Linked DNA regions of Homo sapiens: region 1 is linked to region 2. Evidence: read pairs that join two places in POLR2A ChIA-PET (ENCODE). Cell type or tissue: GM12878. All regions are shown on one strand. Each heading gives the region's core, and the rest is flanking DNA. Links, peaks and the distances in the headings are about the cores only.

What was found. ChIA-PET counts read pairs that join two places held together with the same protein. Peaks named below come from ENCODE experiments on the same cell type or tissue, not always from the same donor. Only the 100,000 strongest peaks of a DNase experiment are listed, where the experiment ranks them.
Region 1: POLR2A ChIA-PET joins it to region 2 with 11 read pairs; 4 of 35 experiments call an interaction of 5 or more read pairs at or near these places.

Annotation. Positions count from the first base shown.
Region 1 is chr5:131,519,739-131,525,851 of GRCh38, forward strand. It overlaps RAPGEF6 (Rap guanine nucleotide exchange factor 6), which reads right to left. Exons shown (of 28, transcript NM_016340.6): 7 at 1,652-1,783. Among named protein-coding and RNA genes, the nearest start is that of RAPGEF6, 110 kb to the right of the region's middle. In GM12878, for the core only: no CTCF peak of the experiment used is centred there; no DNase peak of the experiment used is centred there.
Region 2 is chr5:131,391,642-131,397,754 of GRCh38, forward strand. It overlaps CDC42SE2 (CDC42 small effector 2), which reads left to right. Exons shown (of 5, transcript NM_001375635.1): 5 at 1-3,031. LOC105379173 (a long non-coding RNA gene) reads right to left here. Exons shown (of 3, transcript XR_007058929.1): 3 at 2,999-6,113. Among named protein-coding and RNA genes, the nearest start is that of CDC42SE2, 130 kb to the left of the region's middle. RefSeq lists an enhancer at 4,382-4,581. In GM12878, for the core only: no CTCF peak of the experiment used is centred there; DNase peaks (open chromatin) are centred at 2,740 and 4,549; H3K4me3 peaks cover 375 bases; H3K27ac peaks cover 2,535 bases.

The DNA of each region.
Region 1 (6,113 bases), core at 1,117-5,116, 130 kb after region 2:
ATCTACAGCCACATCCCTGAATTTCACTGATCCAGGGTCAATCTTCCTCAGTGTTTTCTTCTGGAAAAACACAGTCTACTTTGATTTTTAGGTGTGCAACAATTCTTCTTTCACAAGATAATTCTTTTGGGGAGGGGCAGAAAGCATGAAGCCCAATAGGTACACAAGTACTAAGTGGTGCCAGAGCTATTGTATTAACTTGTTTCATCTCTCTTTTAATTCTTTGTTCTCTCTACTATAAAATGGAGAACAGGGAAAAATTCCTTGTTCTGTATACTGTAAAAAGCAAACAGGGAGATATAGATGACCACAGCAATTACCTTTGTTGAGAAAAGCCACATATAAACCAAAAAATGGGTATTGTCTTTGTTCCATTTTGCATCTGCCTACAAACTTCCCTGAATAGAAGAAGGCTATTTTCCTAAAATATCTCAATCTGGGTAACTTTGTAGAACCAGTCTAAAATGCTTTCCTCAGACAATGATACTATTTCTACAATTCTTAGTATATGGTAGCCACTAGCCGTATGTGGTTATTAGGCACTTAAAACATGGCTAGTCCAAATTGAGATGTGCTGTAACTTTAAATTAAACTCTGTTTTTTGATGACTTAATATGCAAAAGTAATGTAAGGTAACTCATGCATAATGTTAAAACATTAAATACATGTTGTAATTATAGTATTTGGTTATACTGCACTAAATAAAATATATTACTAAAATGAATTTTACCTGTTTCCTTTTATATTTTTTAATGTGGCTACTAGAAAATTTAAAATTAAATACGTGGCTCACATTAAATTTCTATTTGACAGTTCTGAAATAGGTAATATATTTGAATTCCTTAACAAACCAACCCTCAATATCATGCATCCTCTTGTTATTTTATTTAAACTGTTTTATGTTCTATACTCATGATCTCTGACAAAATCAACCACTGGGCTCCACACCCAGGGAACTGCTCCTTACAACTTGCATTAAAGAAGACATCATAGAAGTTCCACTATCTGGATCCTGAAATACTTATTACCCTGGCTTGAACCTAACTTGGGTTCAATCTCAGCAGGATCATGTGAGGATTCTCTCAGTTTATGGGTCTTCCTAGAACCTTCTCCCCAATATTACAATGATCACTGAAAAGCTCAGTAGGTTTGAAATTGTTCCTCTTGGGTTTTAGAAAATGGAAAAGTCCATCAATATTCTCACTAATTTGCTATTTAATTCACGCTAGACTACAACAGAGGCTTTATGGTAGAAAAGCAGCTCTAATTTTCTTCATGACTTCTAACTACAGAAGACATATACAGTCAATTATAACAAAAATCAGCCTTTTTATAAGTTTAAGTTCAGTTATTCCAAGAACTAATTTTTTAACCAAAACAAGCATTAGATATTAATATGGATTCACCTGGATAAATGAAAGAGAACACTAGATTCATACTCTGCTGAACCATACTTAATCATTCTCAAAAGACAGATCACGTCTTTAATCATGCTTACAAATTTGACACAGTATATAAAGCTTATTTTTCTAAAGACCTTACGCTTGAATTTCATACTCTAAAAGATATGTTAACCATCTAAGGCACAATCACAGAATATCTGGCAAATAAAAAAACCATATACGCAGCATACAAATTCCTAAGGTATTACCTGATAGATATCAGATAAACTGCTGCTTCCAGAGTCACTGGCAATGCTACAACCAGACTGACTAGAAGACACATGAGTCACCTGTGGATGAGGGTTTTCTGTGAGATGCATCTTGGTAAGATCAGCTGGAAGCTGAAAAAAAAAATAATTTAAGTTATTCTAAATGTCAAGCTTTACCTTTTTAAGCGGTTTCGACATGTTCAACAAATTTTTATGTACATTACTGTGCAATCTCTTTTTTAACCCAAGTTCTCTACTTTCAGCAAAAAGATCTTTTGAAATAAGAACCATATGGTACTCTCTGAAACTATTAGACAATCCTACAATGGTAAGCTCACTGAACAGTTTTCAAAAGCCATTACTAATGATATTTCAGAGGAAAAACTTGGCCCTTCTATCCTCCCAAATAAAAATATCAGACCTGTCCATTTAAGGGTAGGAATGTTACCCTACACACACACACACACACACACACACACACACACACACACACACACACACACTCTCTCTCTCTCTCACACACACACTCACTCTCCCTCCCTCCCTCCTAATAAAAAATGGTGACTGATACAAGAATAAAACAGCAATATCTTGGAATCAAGTTCAGCTACTGGCAGCAAGACTTAAGACCAGTAACAAGTTGATTACATTAAATATTCCAAAAATTCTGTGAGCATCTTTACACTTAATATTGAATTAGCTTCTAGTTGGCCCCTGAGAGATTTCTTAGTAATCAACATGATTTAATGAATGTCTGTACTAGGCACAGGTATACAAGAAACACAAAAAGTAAATGACTCCACCACCTCATCTTTAATATGGTCGCATTCTTACCAGGTATGCAGGCTGTACAATATATTTCATGCCGTAAAAGAGACATCTCACAAAATACAAGCTACAGAAATTAAGACAATAAACAAACCACTGCATTCCAGAGTAGTAAAAGTTTTGCATAAGAAGTATGCTAATTTATTTTCCAAATGATTTCTCTGCAACTTGCTATTCAGGGCTATCAAAATCAATTTAATTTTTAAAATAGGGTTCCTCATTGCTTTACTAATGAAAAACATTAAAGAAACACACACATAGTGTATATTAAATGTATTCTGAGGGAATGACTGAGTCTGAATTATGTTATCTCAAGAGGAGTTAATGTAATTATAAAAATTACACATAAAGTACATCACGAACTTCCCCTGCTGATAATGGTATGTTAGATAATTCAGACGAATCCTAGTACTAAGACAAACAGAAAACCTGAAGTACATACATACATACACACACACACAGTATCTGGCCTCTGACGTTACTTTTTCTCCTAAGAATATTTTCTGATTCCTAAAGAAAAGGCTAAAAGGCCAAGAAGTACCTGTGACAGCCACTGGCTAAAGGGACAAAAGTTAAATTCCAAGGCCTAGGATGGAAGGGCCATCTTTGCACTGGGACCCTGGAGAGTAAATTAGACTCTAGAGTAAATGTCACCCAAAAGTAAACTGATGCTAATTTTAGAATGACCTCAATGCCTGATGCTAAAATAAGGTTATACAGGATTACTAGCATTTCCAATCAACTGTTGGAAGCAAACACAAATCCTCACTATAGGAAGAAAGTCATCCTAGGTCTCAATTAAAAAAATTTTTTTTCACATATACAACATCCATTGCTCAGCCCAATAAAACCAGGCACATATGACGAGACAGGATGGCACTGATAAAAAGTATGGAATAAACTCCAGAAACTAACAAAGAAGTTTCAAATAATAGGGTTACCAGACACAGTCTCTAAAATAACTGTCTTTAATATATACCAGGGGTTGGCAAACATCTTCGTTAAGAGCCAAAGAATATATATTTTAGGTTTCACAGGCCACATACAGTTTCTGTTGTATGCTTTTTTTTTTTTTTTTTTTTTTTTTTACATCTTTTTAACAACTCCTTAAAAATGTAAAAATCATTCTTAGCTCACAGGTCATATAGCTCACTGGTCAGAATTGGTCCAGTTAGTGATCTATCATATATATAGAGAAAAATACAAGACTAACAATATCAGCAAAGAAAGAAAAATAATTAAATGAAAAATCTAGAACTAAAATATACAATTATGGAAATTAAAAAGCCAACAAGTGGGCTTAATTAAAGATTTGACAGAGCTAAGAAGAGAATTTGAAAAGTAAAGACTAGTCTGAAAAATATCCAGAATGAAGCATGGAGAGGAAAAAAGGTGAAGGTGGGAGAGAAGGGGTAAGAGCCACAGGAGATTCAGTGAGAGAATGTGACATCTGAAAAACCAGAGCCTGAGAAGAGCAAGTACACAGAAGCAAGATGATAGCTAAGCATTTTCCAAAAGTGACAAAAGATCTAAAGTCACAGATCAAGGAGGTTTAAAAACTCCCAGCAAGATAAAAAAACAAACAAACAAACAAAAAACCCACCCCAAAACAAACAATCCCCCCATACCTATGCACACCAGGGTACATGTGGCAGGGGGTGAGGTGGAGTATCAAGAGAAAAGTTTTAAAGTAGCCAGGAAAAAAAACCAGAGTGATTAGATTACTTTGGCAGAAGCAATTAAACTGACAGCTGGCTTCTCAACATAAATTCTGGAAGCCAGAAGACAATTGAGTGATATCTCCAAGAGCTAAAATTCTATACCTAGCAAAAACAGTCCTCAAAAAAGGGAAAAAATAATTTTCAAATAAAGAAAACTGAAGGAAATAATTCCTTAGCAGTCCTACAATGAATAAAATCCACTGGGAGAAGAAAAATGACTCCAGATGGAAGCTTTCAGGAACAAGAAAGAAGAAAAACCAAGGAAAATGGGAAATGTGTGGGTAAATCTACATGAATGCTTACTATATAAAATAGTAACATTAATATCCCATGAAGTTTAAAATACAGTAATTAAAATACAACTACAGAATGTAAGTCTGGAGAAGGGTAAATGAAGCTATTAGAGTGCTCTCAGTTCCTTGCACTGTCCATGAAGCTGTAGTAGCAGACTTGATAGGTGAAGAATGTGTTTTGTAATTTCTGATTTAAGAAAAGCATAGTAAAAAAGTGTATAACTATAAAGCTAACAGAGGGGAAAATATTAAATAATCAAAGAATGGAAAAATATAGACCATGCAAACACAACCAAAAGAAAGCTGATATAGCTTATAGATGGGAGAGGGAGAGGGAGAGGAGGAGAGAGAGGGAGAGGGAGGGGGGAGAGAGAGATTGAGAGAGAGAGAGAGAGAGAGAGAGAGAGAGAGACTTGCTCTGTCACCTACGCTGGAGTGCAGCGGCGCAATCTCGGCTCACTGCAACCTCTGCCTCCTGGGTTTGAGTGTTCCTTTTGCCTCAGCCTCCTGAATAGCTGGGATTACAGATGTATACCACCATGCCCAGCTAATTTCTGTATTTTTAGTACAGAAGGGGTTTCACCACATTGGCCAGGCTGGTCTCCAGCTCTTGACCTCATGTAATCTGCCTGCCTCAGCCTCCCAAAGTGCTGGGATTACAGGCGTAAGCCACCTTGCCTGGCCAAGGTGATGGATATATTAATTACCTTGATTTGTTTCACAATGTGAACATGTATCAAAACATCACACTGTACCCCATAAATACATGCAATTATTATTTGTGAATTACAAATAAATTAAAATTAAAAAAATTTATAAGGCAAAAATGTCATCTACAATTATGCCATAAATTTTTAATACAGATTTCAGTAGCAGTCTGAATAAGCAAAATACACGAAAACAGAACAAGTAAAGATATAAAAGATACGAACATAATTAACAAACGACCTAAAGAGTATAGACATAGAATAATGGAACCAAAAACTCCAGAATGCATTTTCTTTTAGGGCACAAATAAAAACATTTGTAAAAATTTACAATTAAGGCAAGTCTCAACAAATTACAAAAGACTGAAACCAGGGAATATTCAGCAATAACACGCAAATAAGGTAGAAATACATAACAAAAAGATAAATAGAAAACTATCATGTTAGAAAATTGTAAACAATCCTCTATTGAAATAGCCCATAAATCCATGAAGTCACATTGGAAATTAGAAAATATTAAAACAGAAAATTAAGATGCTATATATGAAAACCTGTGGGATAAGTTAAAGTCATGCTTAGAGGCCATTTATAGCTCTACTATGTATATCAGAAAAGGCAGCAAAAAATTTAACAAAGTCATAATTGCTTACAATACAGAATATTGATGAGGGTATGATACAGTTCAAAGACCTTCCTCCCACTTAGTTTCTATCATTTAGATATGAAAAAAAAAAACCTCATCTGGGAATGAAGTAGTTGGAAAGGCAAACACTGAAAATAGTTTCAAAATGTGTGGTGTTTGGTTGGGGTGTCAGGGGTAGGAGATAGTATATATTGCAAATTCCTACAGAGGTAAGAAGACCAAGGAGAAGAATGTCATTCATAAAAGTAACACAATGAACCAAAGCCAGAA
Region 2 (6,113 bases), core at 808-4,807:
AGCCTGGGTGACAGAGCAAGACCCTGTCTCAAAAAAGTACTGATACTAAAGATAATCTCTTGGGTAGTAATTTTACAGTTAAGACTTCATTGTTTATAAACTTTTCAAATTAATTAAAAAGACTACTTTGAAAAAGGATAAACCCTGAAAATGTAGAAATAATTTCAAGTTTTTTTTTGTTTTATAGGGTTATTGTGAATTTCTATATTTTCTCTGTCCACTATTCTGTAATTTTTTTTTGTCCTGTGATTGCTTTTATTTTGAATTACAAAAAAGAAGTGTGATGGCACCTTGTCCACCCTGTCGTGATTATTCCAGTGAGATGTTACTGTTCTGCTCTGAAGAAGATACTGTCAGACGAATCCTGCATTTCCTTCAGCTGGCATGCATGCCTTTGGACTCATGGACAGAGTTCTTTGGATTGTCACTGAATTTTCAATGTTTAATCAGTATGGATCTGATCTTCGCATGATCTTTTTTGTGAATGCTAACACCATTTTGCAGTTTTTTTTTTCTATTTTAAACATTTTTCTTTTCACTGCCGACCCCCTGCCTTACGATTTTATTGGAAAGCAAGGACCTGCTATTATTTGTTAATTTGCCATCATTTATGTATATTTTGGAAGGTATGAGACCCACAAGCACAATGATCATTTTTATTTGTTTGTTTGTTTGAAACTTCAGCAGAATAGATATCTGCATGCTTTATGAAGTTGTTGCTTCGGTAAGAGCCCATGGGATGCCAGAAATTAACATTTCTTTGCTGCCATGGGCTGATGATGCTGCTATTAGATAAAGTTTAGCTGTGGCACCAAGTCACATCATTTTCATAGAAAAAGATTACTTGTAGCTTATTTTAGAAGTATGACCTTTTGGTCTGTTTGATTGATTGATTAGAATTGCAATAAAAGAAAAGCTTGCATTCATAAGGCATTCATTCTGTTGTAAATGTTCAATATATTTATTTTGAGAGCAAGGACCTGTGGTTGTAAACAGGTGTGGTTACAGGTGTGGTTATGTATCTGAGTGTTGCGGTCATACTCTCCTCCAGTCCAATCCTGAGCATCTTCATCTTATTAATTAGCTGTTCGTTTCTTTGTGCACTCATTCTTTTATTTTTACTTCTTTTTAATGTTATGGTATCCAGTTGTTTCCAGTAGCAGTTTCTTGAACTTCTGGCCTGTACTACTAACTGCAGACCTCCAGAGTCACTGGCCTTTCTGTGCTCTACATATTATTTTAGGGGCCACATCAGTTGCCAAGAGCAACATACATACCGACCTGGCTGAATTATTGCCAGTGAAAACAACCTGTACGAAGCCTTTGCTCAGGTTCTAAAATATGTTTGTCCTTGCACGAATTTTGTATATTTCAAATATTTCTGTAAAGGTTTCTTCTTTTCTGTTAGAGTGTGGTGTTAAGCCAGAGTCAGTGGTTTGTGTTCTCATTAAAATGTTTGTTTAAATCCTATGTCCAATTCAAGCCTATCTAACTACATTTGGTAGGATTAACATTTCATATAACAAATGGGGCTTAATTAAAAACTTTAACTTGGAATAAAGGAACAGGGATCACTTTATCTTCTGCCTTCATTTACCTTAGTCCAAGATTCTTGCAAAACAGGCAACTGAACAAACATTAGGTTTATGTAGGTAAAATGTGAAAGCATTTCTCCTCCACTTTTTAAAATTTAATTTACCCAGTACAGCGGGGCACCAGATTACTTGATCTTTGTATTTTGCAGTTTTGAGCCTTTGTGTCAATCCCAAGCACAGAGAGGATCTGCCAAGGAAAAACATTTGCATCTTCGGAGTAGACATTTTGCAGTTTGTTTAATAACAACTTCTAAAGTAAGTTGAATTCATCCATTGTCACTGATTCACCAAGTGGATGTTGCATTGTGGAATTTGCCTGAGTACTGTTGTCATTCTGCTCAGCCAGGCACGGTCAGTTTCTTGGCCAGGGACATTGCTATGTGCTGTGTGCAAGCTCTTTAGAAGAGAGATTGGATTTTCTTGGCATTATCAGCACTCATGCTATTTAGTCTACTTCTATTTTGACTGACTCTTTAAATTAGTACAATTTTTCTACTTGTCATATAACTCCTGGAACAATAGTACGGGAAGCCGTGATCCTTTTCCCTGACTCATGATTTTAGTCTTTTTCCAAATCGCTGTTTTTTTTTTTTTTTTTTTTTTTTTTGCTGCTCCAACGACCAGCATGTGTTGGAGCAGATCTCCATGGTAAGCCAAAAGTGGACTTGTCAGCCTATAACTACTCTGCAGCTGCCACTAACTCTACAGGCACAGTAACTACACTTTATACAGGAGCACATGCCAAAGTGCCTGGGAGGTGCCAATAAAATCAAGAAATAAGAAAACTACAAAAAAAGATACGGTATTAACCTTGGACATAATTTTTTTTAGGGAGGCAGCTTTCCCACTTTTATAAAGGGGGTTGTAAATCTCAAGAGGTCATTTGTTCCCCATAGCAGCATATCTCATTTTTAAATTGAAGCGAATTAAATAGGATTTTACTACTCAACATTCATTATACTGTTAATCTTTGCTGAAATATATGCTAACAAATGTTAAGCAAGGGAAACTGAAGACTTAGTCATGTGGATTGTTAGCAGTGATCTGCATTCTGTAAAAGAGGTACTTTCCCATGATGTAGGCATGAAGTGGTGCCAGTAAGCGTAGAGCGGAAATGTTGACTTTAGTTAACATTGGGTTTAGCATTTCCAGTGCAGCATTATCAGTGGGCCTTTAAAAATACTTCGTAAGTACATTAGCTTTCACTTTGTTGTTAAATTATAGCAGACTCATTATAGAGAACAAGTTTGCCTTGATTTTGTTTAAAATGACTTCTGCTAAGCACCCAGAAGATAAAATTGACATATTTTTATAATATAAGCATACTTTTTTTGTACATTGTGTTCATTCTTGAATAAAATGAGTTCTGTGTTGGCTTGTAGATACTAAAAAGAAAGTATTGATTTTGATTCAATAAATGTTTTCTTTCAATCCTGGTTGGCCTTTCCTTTAAATTTTGTTTAGTTTTTCTTTTCTTTCAAGGAAGGAATTATTTACCAGAATTCAGTTAGAGCACCTTTTTTGCATTCTTATATTTTCAGTCATGATTCCTATCATGCAAAAAACAACTTAAAACTTTTTGATTTAAAAGAGAATTTAAATTTCTATCATTGTAATCTTTAACTTCACAGTTCACCTCTTAATTTAACAAATACCTAGTCAGAATGAAAATTAAATGGATAGAAATAGGACTAATAAAACATTTATGCCTGGTGCAGTGACTCACAACTGTAATCCCAGCTCTTTTGGAGATGGAGGTGGGTGGATAGTTTGAGACCAGCCTGGACAACATGGTGAAACCCTTTCTGTAAGTTTTTATTGCCTATCAACCACATGATTTTTAACAGAGGTATCAGATATCTACACAGCTTTCCATGATGAAGCATCTTGTCCTTATAGTATATGTAGGACTTAATTAAAATGAAATTAAATTAAGAATTCTCCTCATACTTAGCCACATTTCAGGTGCTTAGCAGTGTCATGTAGTGATCAGCTGCTGTATTAGGAAGTTATAGACTATTTCCACCATCACAGTTTGGGGAGTTAGTTTGTAGTTTGCCTCTAAAATGGTTTATGACACTGGTTCCCATAGGGAGTGATTTTGCTCCCCATGGAGACATTAGAGCAATGTCAGGAGACAGTTTTGGTCATCACAGCTTGAGGAGGGGGTGGTGCAGGCTCTGGGGAGTGGAAAGTAGGGATGCTGGTAAATATGCTGTGATGTACAGGACAGCCCCCACCACAAAGATTGATTGGGTCCAAAATGTCCGTGCCACAGCTAAAACCTGTTTTAAGACAAAGAAGATCTCTACGTCTGCATACTCACCAGGTGTAACCTGTTAGGGACTCTTCGTTGCATTAGATCATGTGCACAGGTAAGTGAGGTGTTCTGCTGGTCGAATACTGAGAATAGGTGAGTTAGGTTTTGTTTTATGAGAATTGCCACAAAACATTCTAAAAACAGAAAAGACAAATATTAGGAAAGACTATTTCAAAACTTCTGGTAACTTTTGTCCTTATCCCATATCCAAAGATTCTAAAAAGAAATTGGCTTAAAATGAAGTTCTTTGCAAAATAAAATTCTGACAATCCCAACTATGAAAAAGTATCTGAAGAAACTGATGTTGGTAGACCAAGAGCAATTACATTGTGAGCTTATGTTTTTAAAGGATATGCATAAAATGTTGAAGGAGGGGCACATAACCACAAAAAGAAATATCTATAAAATAATAGAGTATCAGAGTCTAGAAATTGCTAATATTTATGAAGACGCAAACATCTACAAAATTGATAAAGACGAAGGAAATTCTGTGCCCTCGGCTTAAAGTACACTATACACAAACTTAAAAGAAGTCATTGAAACTTTACCTTCTACTTGTCTCCATCTAGAATGGTCCAGTAAGAATGAAACCATTAAATTACTCATCTTCATCTGACTTTTTATGTTGTAGCACCTTAACTTTTGGTTTTCATAGTGTTTCTCAGACTATGAGGGTTTGCCTTTGATACCTTGTCCCAGGATTCCTTGAGCCCTGGAGTTCAAGGTTACAGTGAGCTTGACTTACGATGGTGCCTCTGCACTTCAGCCTGGGTGACAGAGCAAGACCCTGAATCTTTGAAAAAATAAAAGTGTTTTTCAATGAGCTGCTCCATCTATGCAGGAAGGAAAAAAAAAACTTTATTGTAGATATATGCAACCTCTAGGCTCATTTTGACCCCTACCTCATCTTTTTAATGCCCATCATCTTAATGTTGTATCTGGTTTGCCTTTGATGCCTAGAAGAAGAAAAAAATCTTTGCATTTACTAAAGAAAACAGTTACTCCCTGAGTAAGATCAAGTGTTTGATCTGGGACCTTATAAGGAAGTTCTCAAAGAATGGTGATCTTGGTATTGAAGAAAGCTGATTTTCATCTCATTAGAAGGTAATCTTTGCAGAAAAGTAAAGCCGGTGCTTCATTCTAACCCCCAGATTTTCTATTTTGTAAATCCAAGCTATGGAGTTCATTAGAGCTTTTACAACTCACTAGAACTCATGAGTTCAGTAGCTTTAGACAGTTAAATGCAGCTGAGAACCTGCCTTGGGGGCCCAGAAAGAATTCCTAGGCTTATGGGAATGTTTTTTGTTTTGTTTTTCTCCCTTAAAGGAGCAGCAAGCAAGTAACACACTTCTTTCAAAATCTTCAGAGCCTCACCTAGTTACCTATTTCTTAACCATTGCTTTAAGTTATATAAACATATTCATCCTTTTTATGTCTGTGTCTTTCAAATAAATATGTAAGCTGGCAGAGTCCTTTGCCTTAGACACCACGCCTTCCCCCAGAGCCTCCGCTGCTGCTGTGCTCTCCCGCAGGGCTTCATCTGCTGGGCGCTGCTTCCTTAGGGAGTATGTAAAACATTTCAGCTGCTGTTTCTGGGTTTCTGCAAAAAACTGTTTTTACTTTTCAGAAATACTGCAAAGGAAGTAAAAACCACTCTGCTTCTGTCTTTTGGCAAAACCACCCAGATTCCAAATGGGGTAATTTTAAGTTCAATCTCTTTCCAATGTCCATAATGTCCATTGTGTCCTATTATCATTTTTCACAAGTGTATGTAGGTTTTGCTCACCTGATTTTCTCTGGATAGGTACAGCGTAAGTGTACCTAATAAGGGACTCGACTGTCCCTCTCTAAATGCAGCCACATCCAATCTGTGCACAATGGAATTAAGGCCACAGACCATCTAAGCCAATAGCATAGAAGGATCTGTTACTCCTAAAACCAGAAACAGAAACAAGCAGTCCTTTGTCCCTTCTTCCCTCTTTTCAATCTGATATTCCTATAGGAAACTAGTATGATCAGATAGACATTTTAGAAAAGTATCAGCTGGGCATGGTGACGCATGTCTGTAGTCCCAGCTACTTTGGAGGGTGAGGCAGATGGATCACTTGAGCCCAGGACTTGGGTCCATCCTGGGCAACATAGCAAGACCCTATCTCTTTTAAAAAAAGAATCTAAGGGTTGGACACAGTGGTTCACGC